2 separate regions of the Mus musculus genome follow, and region 2 is linked to region 1. Evidence: chromatin loops called from intact Hi-C (ENCODE). Cell type or tissue: left cerebral cortex. All regions are shown on one strand.

What was found. Hi-C counts contacts between places; a loop is a spot of excess contacts. Peaks named below come from ENCODE experiments on the same cell type or tissue, not always from the same donor. Only the 100,000 strongest peaks of a DNase experiment are listed, where the experiment ranks them.
Region 2: it touches region 1 in a loop (2.3-fold over the local background); 1 of 42 quality-filtered maps calls a loop at or near these places.

Annotation. Positions count from the first base shown.
Region 1 is chr13:98,000,029-98,008,028 of GRCm38, reverse strand. All of the region lies in intron 9 of Arhgef28 (Rho guanine nucleotide exchange factor (GEF) 28), which reads left to right. Among named protein-coding and RNA genes, the nearest start is that of Gm34388, 110 kb to the right of the region's middle. In left cerebral cortex, no CTCF peak of the experiment used is centred here; a DNase peak (open chromatin) is centred at 3,163.
Region 2 is chr13:97,944,737-97,952,736 of GRCm38, reverse strand. Arhgef28 (Rho guanine nucleotide exchange factor (GEF) 28) reads left to right here. Exons shown (of 36, transcript NM_012026.2): 26 at 1,092-1,168; 27 at 5,756-5,934; 28 at 6,997-7,088. Among named protein-coding and RNA genes, the nearest start is that of Gm34388, 55 kb to the right of the region's middle. In left cerebral cortex, no CTCF peak of the experiment used is centred here; DNase peaks (open chromatin) are centred at 3,678 and 4,628.

The sequences.
Region 1 (8,000 bases):
AAGCTTGGTTTGATGTAACAATGTAAGCGGACATTTTTAGCAACTGCTTGGTGTCGCCGGATAATAATTTGGTACCCTGGATTTCTCCTGACTGTTCTACACCCCTCTTTTCATCCTTGTCCATATTCACTGTGGCTTTGTGGTGGGAGTTGGGGGAGTTGCTGGTAGGAGGGGCCTGGTTCTTGAATCTTTGCAGTGATTTCTGGGTCTTTCTGGACTGATCTAGCCTCTTCAGAAACATAGCACTTGTGACCAAGGCCTGCTGCTGGGGTCCTCTCCTGGTGTCTAGCGTGGCTTGGTGATTCTCCTTTTGGACTTATACCAATTTGGCTTTACCTTGCCTCTCATATGACAGAACCTTGGGGTCTCTGCCCCTGGATGTTGTCCCACATGCCCTCTCCAGAAACATCTACCGTAATCTTCTTTTGTTCTGTGGTGGATGAGACGGTCGCCATATACGCTGAGCCCAGCCCCTGACTGCTTCTCTCTGAGGTGTTTAGGACCTTGGGGTACCATCCTCATGTGTAGGCAATGGAGAGCAGCCTGAGAAGATGAGCTCGGCATTATTGTTTGACCTTGGTGTATACACCCCATTCCCTCATGAGTCACGTGATCTGAATGAAACAAGAAAAGCCTACTGATTCTCAGAGTGGCCCCAACCTGTCTCACACTGCTTGCCTCAGCCAGAGAAACCACTTATTTGTGCCTTTAATCTCTATTATCCTACAGTGGGGAGCCCTGATCGTGGATAAATCCCATTTCCAGCTCTCTTTCATGCTAATCTGTCCAGAGTTTCCCCATAATGATGAAGTGAGTCAGGAATTCAGTAGTTTCTCATCTAGAAAAAAACATAGAATGATTTGAGCACTGCCCAGCAGTACTTAGCTTTCATCATACCACTCATTTTCCCACTCTTTCATTCATTAATTCACTCATCCTCCCATTCATTCATTCATTCATCCATTCTCCCACTCATTCATTCAAAATGTTCTTGCTGAAGACACTTGAGAAACAAGTGACTTTATATGTTTAATATCTAATTTATATATCATTCTCTAGTGTGCTAATGTAGTGCCTTGCCTGTGGTAGACCTCAGTAGCTTTTGATGGCATTTAGGGGGCAAAGCATATATTTCTCTGAGGCAAGTCCTAGGGAGTTGATACTCCTTGCGGCATTAGACACGAACAAGTTCATTGTTCATTTTTGTTGGACATGCCTGTGTACCAGTGTCTTTCCATATGAAGGGTTTGAATTATTCATCAAGTTCCCATGAGGAAGACACGTGGGGCATCTTCCTTATACCCACTTGTTTATGCTTTTTGAGTTACTTGCAGTGGTTTTGGAAGACAACCAACCAAGTTTGTATTTGAGGTCTTTCTGCTCTCTCTTGGAGCTTGGGTCGTGTGTTAGCCTCCCCCACAGCTCGCCAAGGTTCCCTTTATGCTCATTTGCTTCAGGCCTTAGAGGATGGACGGCATCAAGAGGCAAGGGGTTGTTGACTGAACCTAATCACACCAGAGTCCATACCAACACAGCATCTACTTGACTGCTCTGTGGAAGCGAGGGCAGAAACAAATTACACACTGAGAGTCCGTTCTCAGACACAAACAGGTGCTTTGGAAAAGGCCACTTTGGGCTGCTATAGCTAGGAAAGAGGATTAGGAAAAAAATTGAGGGACATTGTTGCTCTCAAAAGATGGCTTTTTTTCCCTCTGCACCCCCAGTCTCCCTCCCCCTTCCTCAGTGCCTTTTAGGTGTGATGAATTGGGGTAGGGGTGGGGTGAGGGATTTGGGCTGGTTTCTCAGTCAATAATTATGACTGTTAGGTTTTGCAAACAGCAGAAAAAGGACTTTGCTGAAGATCTAATGTAACAGAACCAAATTTAACTGGGTATGGAAAAGAGGATTTGATTGTCTGAGAAAGGCCTTTCACCTCTAGACTACACTGGCTCCTCTCTGTAGCCATCGCTCTTGGTAACAGGACTTGACAGTGAGGTATCCTCCCAGGGGGTGGGGCAAGTTCTGAGGACACTGGAATGATGGTCAGAGGTCTCCTGCTCTCTCTTCCTGGACTGCTCTTGGTACAGACAGAGATCTACAAGTGACCTAGCTTCCATCCAACCCACAGAAAATTCCTGGGATGGAGATCGTCTTGGAATCTGGATAATTTTCTGTGTAGCCACAGGTCTAGCTCAGAGGAGCTTGAGGTGAGGTTTTCCATGCCAAGACTAACGGCAGCAAAGTCACGAGGGAGCTTTGAAGAGGAGTGGCTGAGGAGAGTGGCCACAGTTCTCTGGGCTTGGTCACTCTCCTTTCGAGGGCAGCTGCATACTTCCTTGTGGCTCACACTGAAGGTGTGAGGGCCTGCTCTGTCTTCCAGAACTTGGCAAGGGTTCCTTAAATTGGCAAACAATTTAGCATGCAACGATAGGGTTTGTTCTTGGTCACTACTGGGTTTGCGGCACAGTAGTCCATCACCTTTATCTGGTAGTTCTGGGATAGAACCCAGGGCTTTGTGCACGTTAGGCAAATGCACTATGGCCAAGCTACATCCATAGCCTACCTCACACTGGTAGGTATGAATGCATGCTAGAGATTTGTTGGGACGAGCTGGGGTAGATGGGTACTGGGGAGATGGGAGAAAGTGAGAGGAGGCAGTATGTGTTATGTATGTATATAAAACTGTCAAGTAGAAATTTAGAAAACGGAAAATAAAAGAACTAACTAGAAAAATGGTTATGTTAATACCCATGTGGGTATGGAGATACCATATGACAGATGGTTAAAAACAGCCCTGTGTACTCTTAGGGAAAGCATTTCCAGATAATACATTTCTGCATACATTCCCCAGTAAGGGGAGCTTACTGATAAACTAGTGTTCGGCATGAGAACATTTACATTGCAAAAGAAAGGGACTTTCCCCCCTCTCTTGTTTTATATATAAAGATGTTGAAAATCTAGAAATTGTATGTCATAAAAATTTGAAAGTAAAAACCAATTATATGTCATGACATGTAGCTATCTGTTGGCATCTTGACTTTGCTTTCTAGCTCTTTCTCCTGGGTATTTTGAATGTTGTGCTATTAAAAAAACAAAATGAAATTATGCATCTGCTGTTTCATGGATGCTTTCTCAGCCAGGCCTACTCTGTCATATCTTGGCAGCCAGTTACTAGGAGAAATTACACACTTGGGGCCCAGGAAGAAGGCAAACATACCTAGAAATAAGTCACACTGTAGCATGTAGATGAGACTTCTTAAAGGGAAAATTCCAGACATTGCTCAAATGCCATTTTCTTTCATTTTTAATGCACATGACAAAGAATTTGCAATCAGAGTGTATTTGTTACAAGTTGATTATGGTTGCATTTATAATCTGTCTAGTGTAATCTATTGCTACAAAGCTGATGGAAATGTCAGATTTTCCTACTTTGTACATTGTAACACCATAAGCATAAAATTATGCTCACTTTGTCTCAGATGTGTGCTGTATTCCAGAGGATTTAATTTGTGGAGAAGAAATGAAATGGTATTATTTTTGACAGTTCATTCCTCTAAGAATAATAAAAAAAAATGATTATATGGTTATAGGTAATTCATCTAGACTGAGTTTTACACACACACACAACGAGAGAGAGAGAGAGAGAGAGAGAGAGAGAGAGAGAGAGAGAGAGAGAGAGATTGAGAGAGAGAGATTGAAAATCAAAAGGTAGTTCAGAATTATCAGCCATGCCAGATTGGAGCTGTGCCTGAATATCTAAAATAATTTCTGTGAAATATTCTAGCATGTGTCAGTGTCTAATGGGTGTGATATCTATATTTTTTGGAAAAAAGGAAAAAGAAAATTGCGCTACTGCTAAACCGTTTTTCTTTTTCGCAAAGTCAGGCGTGCGTTCAGAACCTCTCTGAAATGCCCACTGTGAAATGTTCACCAATGTTAGGAATATTAATTTAACTTTAATCTAACAAACCTCAACCTCTAAATTGAACAGTCTCTGATAGAGAATATTCCAGAGTCAAACGTGATATTCTTTGCTTCACAATAGAACACTCAGTGACCCCAGTAATAAAGTACTTAGAATAGGCCAGCAGGTGACTGACAGTGGTCATGTGCTCTTGGGGGCGGGGCTTGAACGACACCTTGGCTTCCTTGCCCGTGTTGTTTAGGCTCAGATGACTGAATGGAATCACGAGGGTCTGGTTTGCAGTAAGCACTGTGTATATAGCCAGAGCAATGGGGTTCACCGTCTGTCATGGGAACGAGAGTGCTGAAGGTGGTGCTTTTGCTGTGTCTCATATTTTATTTCTTCTCCCTCACTTCCATGCTTTTTCTTCCTTTCCCTGTTCCTTCATTTGCAACTTTGCCTGATGTTCCTGTATTTCTCTAGAAGAGAGTAAATACTTGATTATCTGTTCATTTTTTGAGGCAGAATCTCACTGGGTAGCCCAAACAGGCTTTACACTCAACAATCCTCCTGCCTCAGCCTCTTGAATGCTAGGACTACAGCCTTCTGCCACTATGACCATCTCTGGATGTTTTAAGTAAAGGGATTAAACAGTACAGAGGAAGCACACAGGGTCTGTGTTGTTCTGCGTGCTCTGTTTACTGATCAGACTCAACCAGAAAGCTACCTCGATCCAGAGGAGTGAAATTAATTTTTCCCCCTCTGGAGTGTGGTAGATGCCACAGGGCAAAATGCAAAAACTCAGGAGGGCAGGCGGGCTTGTTGGCCTGCAGAGACTTGGCGTTGATGGCAGTGGATTGGTCTTGAGGATGCTTGCAAAGGTCAGAGAGGCAGAGGCCTGGGCTGGACTGGCATGTTATTCAATTAGCAGGTTCATGGTGAATATTGGGGAAAAAGTTGGAATGGGTGGGAGAAAGAAGAAAGTGTCGGGGCAGAGCAAGACACAGCTGAGACACAGCCAAAGAAGCTTCCAGAAGCAGAAAACAAAAACATTTCAGCCCCGGAAACGAGTGTTCTCTTCATTGTTCCTTGTACAAGTGTATTTTCTTGAGGTGAAATTATTCCTTATTTCCACAATTATGGATTGTGTATTGATTATGGCCCGCCCTACTTCTCTGCCCTGGGGACAAAGTGAGTAAAACATACAAAGTCACTTTTCTTACAGGACTTACGTTCTTAACTGATGATAAATGATCACGTATAATAAGCAAATATAACTGGTGTAAGAGAGAGTGAGGTAGCGAGGGCGTGTGAATGACCTGGACAAACACTGCTGTGGGTTCCAGTGGAGGCTACAAGAGCTGTCTGTCCCCTGAGGGCCACTGTTGACAATAGTGGTCACTGTTTCATAGGCTGCTTCATGCTGAACTCTGAAGCCAGGCTTACCTGAGGTGCTATGGCTAATTATTCTTAATAAATCCTGCTATGCTGGTATTGTCCTATGGTAAGACAAAGCACACTGCAGGAACTAAAAAAGGAAGGAGGGAGGGAGGGAGGGAAGGAAGGAAGGAAGGAAGGAAGGAAGAAAGGGAGGGAGGGAGGGAGGAAAGAGACTAATTTGCCAGACTGTGGCAAGAACTTCTGGACTGCAAGCCCTGCCTAGCCCTTGTGGTAAGAACTAGGCAGGGAGTGGGTGAGGGCCTTCGAGGCAGCAGCTTTGCAGCAAGCTGGCCACAGGTTTGTTTATGTCTGGGTGTGTGTCTCTTACATAACCAGGCAAGTAGGCTACACTTTCCTTTAGCTACTGGGCCTGGCCTTCCCGAAGGCCAGCTGGGTTTCATCAGAAGTCAGCTTCCTGACATCCAGGCTGCTGTGTGTTGCCAACCACTTCCTGCTAGATTTGTGGCACCTTTCAGAGAAGCAAGACACTTCAGCCACCTCCACTGCCACATCCCTCTTGGTGCCAAAGGGCCCTCTTTCCAGAACAAACAAAACAAAACAAAACAATGTCCCTTGCAATCGCCTGTTGCTAGAGCATCTAGCATAGCAAGGGGCTGCTGATGGGAACCTGTGGGTTAGGCTTCCCGGTGGAGCTACCCAGTAGTGAGGATGATAACTGAAGGAAACCTGGGGATCCCCTGAGAAGCTGCTGATCCGGCAGGCACCCCAGGAAAAAGCTGGCCCACATCCACCCTGTCTTGTCATGTCCTCTCATCCTGAGCCACCCCTGCTGTTCTGGGAAAGCGCCGCCATATCTGACTGATCGGTCTTTTCCGCTCCGCAGCTATAATCCCTCAGATTTAGAAGGTTTTCTGCTCTTGAATCACATGAGAGAAATCCTATTGTGACCGCGATTAAAGTAGCATTTGTACATGGTTTTTATGTAGCATACGCAGTGTTTGGTGTGTTCCAGCTGCCGTGGGGTTTGTTGCTGTTTTGTTTTGCTTTTTGTGAGACAGGGCCTCGTGTAGCCCAGGCTGACCTTAACCTCACTGTGTAGCCAAGGGTGACCTTGAACCCCTGATCCTCTGCCTTACGAACTCCACCTCCTAAGTGCTGGGATTACAGGGTCACGTTTAAACGTGTAAAGCTATAGTTAGGATGGGATTGTTTGTTTTTGTGTGTGTGTATATGTGCATGCATATGTGTGTGCGTTTAAATCAGAGGACAACTTTGTGGAGTCAGTTCTCTTCTACTTGATACGGATCCCGGGAGGGATCCTCAGCAGGCTTGCCCTTTAGCCCACTGGAGAGACTGACACAGTGGGTCATCCTTGGGGTGACAAGCGATGACAAGGTCTGGGAGCAGCTGTCTTGGAGGTGGCTAGCTTCATGCTAGGTCGCACCAAGCCACTCACACCGAGCCGTGCATGCCTAGCTATACTCTGAGGTAACTTTGGTACTTTCTCTGCTGCCTGTGGCGAGCAGTCCGGCAGATGTCGTTTAAGGGAGGGAGATCTTGTGGGAGATTCATGGGAGGGAAGGTTGGTAGGAGAGGCTAGGTCTGTGTGGATGGGAACTTGTAGCTATGACTGTCACACGGGGACAACTTGTACTGCCTGTCAGTATGTGCCAGCTGGGCCCCATGGCCTCCTGGGAGAGTGCTCCAGGTGAGGACTAAGTGCTCAAATACAGAGCTCAGAGGGCACATTTCACAGTCAAGCTGTAATAACTAGGCATTTCTTTTACAACTTGCTCTGCATGTTGCTGTGCGTGTGCGTGTGCGTGTGTGTGTGCGTGTGTGTGTGTGTGTGTGTGTGTGTGCATGCGCATGTGTGCACATATGTCCATGTGTGTGTATATGTGTTCATGCTGTAGAAGCCAGAGTACAGCCTCGGTGTCCTTCTTCAAGTGCTGGCCACCTCAGAATTGAAACAATACAATAAATTCCCAGTAGAGTTAATTATGCCAGGTCTCTCCTTGCCATGGGCCTCACTGAGTGGCTTGGCTGGCTGTTTAGCAAGCTCTAGGGATGTGGTCACCTCCCCAGGACTGGGGTGACAGGCATGTGTTACCATGCACGGCTCTTTTTCCTTCCGGACATGGGTTCTGGGATTTGAACTCTGATCCTACTGCTGAATTAGTAAGTCATGTCCTGACCGAGCTCTCTGACCTGATGATCGGGCTCTACTGATCTGTCCATCGTTAGAAAGAAAAGGTTAGTTGCATGTGTTACATCTTCATAGCTTCTTGGGTCCCTTGGAGTCTCCACGCATTTGACAGAGGCATGCCTCTCAGGCTTCAATGCTTGCATGGGTAACTACACTTGGGATTTATTGTATTGCTTCAATCCTGAGGGGGAGAAAAGCCTCTCCATTCATTTCTACTCTTGTCAGGGAAGACTGGCTTTCTGTTTATACTGGGGATAAGGTATTTCTGTCAACATAACATCATGTAAAGGGAGGAGAAGTGTGCGAATCTTATGGGGATTCTAAAAATCAACCACGGAGATGTGTCACTATGGCTCATAACCTCCCTAGCCCCGTGACCCTTTAATACAGGTCCTTATGTTGTGGTGACCTCCAACCATAAAACTTGTTTTCATCGATACTTCACAGCAGTTATACTGCTGTTATGAATCTAAATGTAAGCATCTG
Region 2 (8,000 bases), 55 kb after region 1:
AGGTTTGCCTGTTCGGTGTCCACCACAGCCTCTAAAGGGCCTTGCCTGCCTCCTGCTTCCTTCATCTCATTCACACCCTTCGGCAAGGAGGAGAGGAAAGATTTACTCCACTATAGTTGCTTGACTTGACGGTCTTTGTGCACCAGAGGGCGAACAGAGGTATATGCTGATGAGCAGTGTGCAGTGTCGGGTTGAAAATCTATTCAGTGCAAGCCACACAATGCCTTTGCTTTTTGCCCACCGAATAGGAGCACTTGTTCGGATTAGGGTATGCAGTGGTTGTAGGAGTAGGCGTAGTTCTTGAGAAGTTTCCAAGGGAAGTAAAGAAACCCAGCGTCACTCAGACTTGGAGCAGGTTTGGCTCTATCTCTTGATGCAGAGAAAGCTGCTACCTTCCAGGTTTGTTTTTCGAGACAGGGTTTCTCTGTGTAGTCCCGGCTGTCCTGGAACTCACTCTGTAGACCAGGCTGGCCTTGAACTTGCAGAGATCGACCTGCCTCTGCCTCCCGAGTGCTGGGACTAAAGGTGTGTGCCACCAACATGCCCAGCGCTCCCTCGCACTTTTAACTAGCTACATTTCCTCCTAAAGGCAAGGCCGTGTTCCATTCTCTTAGGACCTGCTTTCATAGAGGGGAGGCTGGGCGCTTGCTGACACCAGGTCTTGTTATGTAACTCGGGCTGGCCTCAAACTCATGACCCTCTGGCCTCAGCCTCCCAAGTCCCGGGATTGCACACATATATCACCTTTCCATCTCGGGGCCTTTTTATGTATGATTTTTTTCTTTCGTTTTGAAAACTGGGCTCCTAAACATTTTCTAGAGATTCACCTCTTATTACAATCCTATAGTTTACCTATAGTGTCACATTAAAAAAAATACACACTTAAACAGATTCCTATACATTTTACCTATGATAGATCTTAGCTATCCTAATAAAAGGTTGTTGTTTTTTTTTTTTTAAGTAAAAGTTTCACAGAAAGTCTTTCATTTTGTTAGACAGATTTAAATGTCAATTGTGAAATTAAAGTAGCTGGTAAAGCCATCGAGGCTGCGGTTCCCTTCGTTAATGCTGCTGCGTTTCTGTCTTTGCAGACATCCTGGCTCTGCTACTAACTGACGTGCTGCTCTTCTTACAAGAAAAAGACCAGAAATACATCTTTGCAGCTGTTGTAAGTATATGACCATGCAATGCACATTTTAAACTAGTTAGTTCTGTATTTCCTTCAACAAAGCCCAATATTCCTCATTTAAAAAAAAATGTTGCTTGGCAAGAATATGCCCATACAATATCCCCACTGCTACAGTGGATTTCATAACTGGTTCAGCAGGCAGTTTAATCAATTGGAAATATTGCAATAGCCCAGCATTGATAGTGAACAGACACTGCTCTCGGGGCCCCGGGTGCCTCCCTGCTGTCTGTCTACCTGGGCTCAGCTCTGGCAACGGAGCTATCAGTGTTGGGCATAGGTCATTTCCAGCATCTTGCTCTCTTTTTCTGCCAGATGGTCCTCTTGCTACGCCATTCACTAGCCTCATCTATGAGCTGCCGCTTCTTCCAAACAAGAGAACACCACGGTTCCTAAAGGAGAGTACACTTTCCACTTTTCTTAGTGTTAGGGAATGAACCAAGGACATTTTGCATACTACAAAATGTTCTCCCACTGAACTACAGCCTCCGGCTTAAAGAAAACGCTCAGTCCTGCCATTGCTGCTTCTAATGACTATGGCCATTCTGTGTCCCCTCCCTTTGTGGTATGTAGTTCATTCTCACTGCTCACACACAACTGGATTGTAGCCTACCACTGAAAACTAGTAATTTATAGCATACCACATACAGCCTCTGGTACAGCCTTTCTCCGAAGGGTACAGAGGAGGAGAAATGTCACAGGAACTCCTTGTTTGTGCCGTGGGCCATCATGCACTGCTAGAAAGAAACTGAAGCACAGTACTCATGTAAGGGTTTAGTATGCATCCAGTGATAGGCTGTTTGTGTCTCTTAGCACACTATTACTCCAAAAATCGAATTTTTGGGAAAATTCAAAGTTTTAATAAAGTGTTCTTTGCTGTCCAAAGAAAGTAAAAAGGCATGCCTGATCAGTGATGGGCTGTGAGAGGGAGGGGCTGGAACCTGCCTGCCTGTGTTCTGCAGATTGGCCCAAGCGGCTTCTTCCCCCCTCTCATCAGCACCCTGATGCTGACTACAGCAGAGGATAGCATGGAGCCTTACACTCCATACCCCCTGGCCTATTTGCACTTTATCTATTACAGATTTCATTAACACTTCCCACTTTGTCTGCTAGCCTCCCCATGTTAGTACCTGGAAAACTCTGAAAGAACACAGAGGAAACCCCAGGAAGATAGAATCACTGAAATTAACCTATAGGATGTTGGGGGCCAAGCTGATGAGAAATGTTCACATTATATCACTATAGAAAAGATTTCTTTAGATCCAAATCCTGAAAAGAGGTGAATATACCTTCACATAGGTGATACTGAAGAGCAAAGGAGAAGGCATTCTCTTACCTTCTGAGAATCAAGTATATTCTACTTCTATTGCATATGCTTTCTTATCACATTTATCTGACAGCAGCCCTGTCTCATAAATCTCTTATAGTGATTGTCTAAGGGAATTGAATCATTAGCTCGGAGTCTACCATGTCTGAATTTCCTAGTTCCCACTACAAAGTTTAGAAATCTGTCCTTATACTAGGACCCACAGGTTAGATTCTTCATTCCCTTTGACCAGAAGAAAAAAAAAATCTTAATAGGTCCTTATCTTGTGTACATAGAAGACATGATGAATTTGGAAACTATCAGAAGGATCTGAAAGCAATAACAGTAGAAAGTACTGTCCTTACAGGAGAGTTCTGTTGTTGTTGGTGTTGGTGGTGGTGGTGGTGGTGGTGGTGGTGGTGGTGGTGGTGTGTGTGTGTGTGCGTGCGTGCATGCAGGTACCCTCAGAGACCAGAAAAAGGTGTCCAATCACCTGGAGCCAGAGTTATGGGTGTTTGTGAGCCACCTAACATGTGTGCTGGGAACCAAACTCTGAGTCCTCTGAAATATTTAATGTTCTTTACCTCTGAGCCATCTCTCCAGCACCAACATAATTAAAAACAAGTCATTTAGCTGGAAATGGGATCTAGAATAAAGCTGGAATACCTGCTTTCTGCATCTAGGATGACTCTCTTGACAATTTCAACACTGAAGCGGTAGAAAAGAGAAGATGAGCATGTTTGTCTGTGAGTTAAATTGATAGTAGGAAGCAAGCTTGGGGACTTTCTGCCTCAGTGGAATCACAAGTACCAGTGGAGATGAGGTAGCAGTTGGGCTGGAGGTAGCCTCTCCTTACCCAGTCCCCTTCATCAGAAGGAGAGGGCTTCCATTCCAGGTGTCTGTAGAGATTGGGCAGGGATGTAAATGAAGTTGACAGTGAGTGTTCCTAGGACAGTGGCAAGCAGGGGGAACTGTCCTCAACTAGTGGGTGCGTGCCTAGTGTCCAAGTGACCATGCTTACTGAGCTACAGCTGACGTTTATAAATGACGTGAGGATATGGTCCAGGGTCCAGTTTTTTGTCTCTACTAAGCACCTCCAACTCTAGAGTAGTTCTAAAAGGTGGAAATTCCTACCCACAAATGTTGGTAACCATGACAACAGCAAAGGCTTTAAAATGCTATGATTCAAACAAAATCCGCCCTGCAGACTGCAGTAGGCCCGTGCATCATCAGAGTGTGCATCATCTGTTCAGAGCTGATATGTTGCTTTCATTCCTGGAGATGTTGAATCTTTTATCACTAGTGTTTATATAGTTAATATAGACGATGATAAGCATGCCTTTAATGCCTTCTGGTTGGCATGGATTTAATTAATTTTCCTTTCTACCCTTTATTCATCCTTCATTTTTGAAACATCTTGCCACCACCACCCTTTCTCTGGAGCACTAACCTACTACTACTACTAATTTCATATTATTTCATATCAAGCAACTCAAACCCCATGTTACATTTTTTTTTTTCGAGACAGGGTTTCTCTGTATAGCCCTGGCTGTCCTGGAACTCACTCTGTAGACCAGGCTGGTCTCAAACTCAGAAATCTGCCTGCCTCTGCCTCCCAAGTGCTGGGATTAAAGGTGTGCGCCACCACTGCCCGGCCCCATGTTACATCTTAATATACTGCATTTTTATATATAGAAAAAGGAAGCTGAAACATAGACCTCCAATACTAAAAGGGATCTTACTAATACTTAGAGGACCTCTCTATTACAGAGGGCAGGATTCAAGATCTTCCTTAAAACCGATTTACCTTCCATTTCCAGAGGCCAAACATGAGACTGGGTAGACCAGTAGTCTGTTCCATCATGCTCTTCTCCCCTCCCCCCACTGCTCTGAAAAACCTGAAGAGCACTCCAGAGATGCCTTGGCCAATAACACCAGATGCTGCATAGCTATGCAATGCTGGGAAGGCAGACAAGCCAGCACTGAGAAGTCACTGGTGGAGAATATGGAATGGCAAACTGTGGATAAAGGCTTCACTCAGTCCACAAGGGAGAAACAAAACCACATGCTACAGCCAGCTCTGTAGACAGCGATGGGAACCGCAGACCAAAGCAGATTCCATACTCCCACGTAGCTTCCCATCCTGCAGACATTCTTTTGGCCCTTCTTTTAACCACAGCTCTTGAGCCAGGTGTGGGACTATTAATGTTGCCAACTGTGAGGCTCCAGGGCATAGCGTGGAGGCGCTGCAAGACCACGGTAAATACTGGTAGAAGTTACTTCCTTATTATACCTTGGACACCAACTCCTAGACTTTCTGACAATTTGCCTCAGATGGAATTATGTTCAATCCATTTTGCAGACATTAATTGCCTATTCTGTGCAAGGCAGTGTGTCTGGCATATGAAGATGAGTTAGGGCCTGACCTGCTCACCACGTGTTCATCTGGTTGGTGAGGAAGAGCCACCTACAGGTAGAGAGGTAGTAGACATGGGGCTGAGATCTCTAAGGCCTGAGCAGAGGAGGCCGGTGATGCCTAAGGGCTCTCTGATCTTGTCTGCCCACTTCCACATTTTTATTTGCTAACCTTATTTCCTAGAGGTCTGTTTCTATCACAGTCTTCTAATTATTGCCAAATCCAATGGCTTCCAGGTCCCCATCCTTTACAATCTTATTGTAACTTCAGATATGCCATTTTTAAAATCCCATCTTCAATCACAGTAGTTTCATTTTTTCTCTTCTCCCTCTGATCTTTTTAAAATTGTCCTTTGAATTTACAAACTTAAAAAAAATACTTATTTAAAAAAAAATCTGGACATCTCTGTGTGGGTATAAGTATAGTGCAGTGGCCAAAAGAAGAGACCATATCTCCTGGAGCTGTAGTTACCGGTGGCTTTGAGTGACCCAGTATGGGTACTGGGGACCAAACTCAGGTCCTCTGCAAAAGTAGCGTTTGCTGTTAACCGCTGAGCCACCTTCTCGGCCTCTAACCTGCCAACCTCCAGGATCGTTACTCCCCTCAGTTCTCATTCTCCATCTGTGTTGGCTTGAGTAAGAAATGCCCTCTACCGGCTCTTAGGTTGAGTGCTGTCTTCAGCTGCTGGTGCCAAACACTGTCATAGCCAGCGGAGAGCTAATGTGATACTTTTTCTGCTCTCTGTTGGTTCCCAAATGCTGTTGCTCTCCGTGGCTCCTGGATTCCAGGTAACTCTCCAGTTTAAAGACTGTGCAGTTTCACCTGTGCATCCTCTTCCCTCTCGCAGGACCAGAAGCCATCAGTGATTTCCCTCCAGAAGCTGATTGCTAGAGAAGTTGCCAACGAGGAGAGAGGCATGTTTCTGATCAGTGCTTCGTCAGCCGGCCCCGAGATGTACGAAATCCACACCAATTCCAAGGAGGAGCGGAATAACTGGATGAGGCGGATCCAGCAGGCAGTAGAAAGGTAACTGAGCTTCTCTTCACCTATGGAATGCCCTTGTTCAGTTGTGGGACATTGTTCTAACTGTATCTCTCCTGCATGAAAACTTTGCCTCAGCCAGAATTGCCTGCTCCCTGACCTTTGCCCCTGCCTGCCGTAGCATGTCACCTGCAGCTCTGCCCTCTGCACGCCCTCCCTGCATGCCGTGCCTCCCCACTCTGCCTGTGTGCTTTGGTGTGGCTCCTGCTCACCTGCTTCATGAAGAGCTCTTCGGCCCAGGTGTTCTCTGCTGTACCTAAGATGTTGTCACGCCCACTTTCTAAGGCACTTGTTTGGTGCCTGCCATCTCTCTTCTGTAGTTGTTACATTTTACACGTCGGTGTGTGTGGGATTCCATAGACTGGAAGCTCCTTCTGAGCAGGGACCATGTCTTCTGTTTCTCCGTGTGCCTGAGGAACCATTCAAATAAATGCCTGGCAAACTTCATTCTTCTCACTCAGTGCATTGCTCATTACTCGTGCGAGGATAGTTTTGATAACGGAGGCACAAGGGTAGGAGTTATGATTATTACTGGTAATTTAATTAGTTTATTACTGGTAATTTAATCCAATTTAATTAGATGAGCTTGGAATTCTGTAAGGTACTCCCATCTCTACCACATCTACCCAGTATGGCCATCTACTATGTGTCCCACAATCCTTCTATTCTAGAGCCATCAAGAGGAGTTTCACAATGGTCCAAAACCAAAAATGTTGTTATCTTAGTTGCACTCAATGCCATAATGCCAGTGTTGCTGTTGCTGGTGGTGGTGGTGGTGGTGGTGGTGGTAGTGATGGTTGCGGGGGTTGAGATATTTGAACCATCCTCTAGAGACTTTGAATCTATGTTGTAGCATGTGAGTACTCTAGAAAACTAATCTCTTGGCAGGGAGGAGCAATGCGTTCTCTTTGTTCGGGTTTTGTTGTTGTTGTTGTTGTTTTGTTTTGCTTTGTGGCTAGTTCTCTTGCTAAGTTTCCAGGTGTTTCTAATAAGCTTAGACGTCCTTGAAACTGGTTTCAGTGATGCCTTGACTGTTGTCTTTTCAAGTTGTCCAGAGGAAGAAGGAGGAAGGACGAGCGAGTCGGATGAAGAGAGGCGGAAAGCTGAAGCTAGAGTGGCCAAGATTCAGCAATGTCAAGGTGTGTGTGTGTGCAGCTCTGGCTGTGGCCTTGAGTGTCAGGACAATCATGATGCCATTAGTGAAGGTGATGACACTGTTTAACTGTGTATACCTAAGGTCCACACCTTCTCCAAAACCACATTCAACAGCCCTGGTACAAGTGACTCAGATACTCATGCAAATTCATGTAGACACACATGAGGCAATTACTGTGGGCTGTATGGTGCTGGTGAAGAATGGAGTTTCGGCCATGCCAAGCTTCTATGACTAGACCAGGAGTTCAACAGGCAGGGCCGGAGGCACTGTGAAGCCAATGAGTGTGATTTATCTTACTAATTCTCAACTCCAGGCCTTATGTTAGAGTCACTCGGGAAGGTTAGTAAATATTTCTTGTCTGCTCCCCAACTCCTTTAACTAAACGAAGCAGGGACTCTCTGGATTTGATGCTACTGAGGGTCTTTAGGCTTTAAGACTCCTGGAACACAGGAAAATTAACGCATGCAGAGACGGTCATAGAAACTAGACGTTTAGAAGCAGATCCATAAACCAGCTTTGACTTTGACCAAGACAGAGAAGGCTGAGACTTCTCAGCCCTGTGCCCTTCACCCCTGGGAGCCTTCACCTGCTCCAGAGAGGGCTGCCTCAATTCTCTTTCCTGAGCTGGGTATTCAGTCTTAATAGAAAGACATCACCATAAACAACAACAACAAAATAAATTTGCAAGGTTTTCCATATTTTGGGGAAGGTACATAACATTTATTTATCAAGGGCAGTGCAGGATGGGAGAGATGTTAAGTCACTTGCAGTCACAGGTCGCAATCACAAGGGAATTTGAATCTCTACCACCCAACAAAAGTGCTGGGCCAGACTGCTTACTAAATCGTGGCGCCTTGTCCTCCTAACGTGATTTGCACAGTAAGTCCGTGGCCAG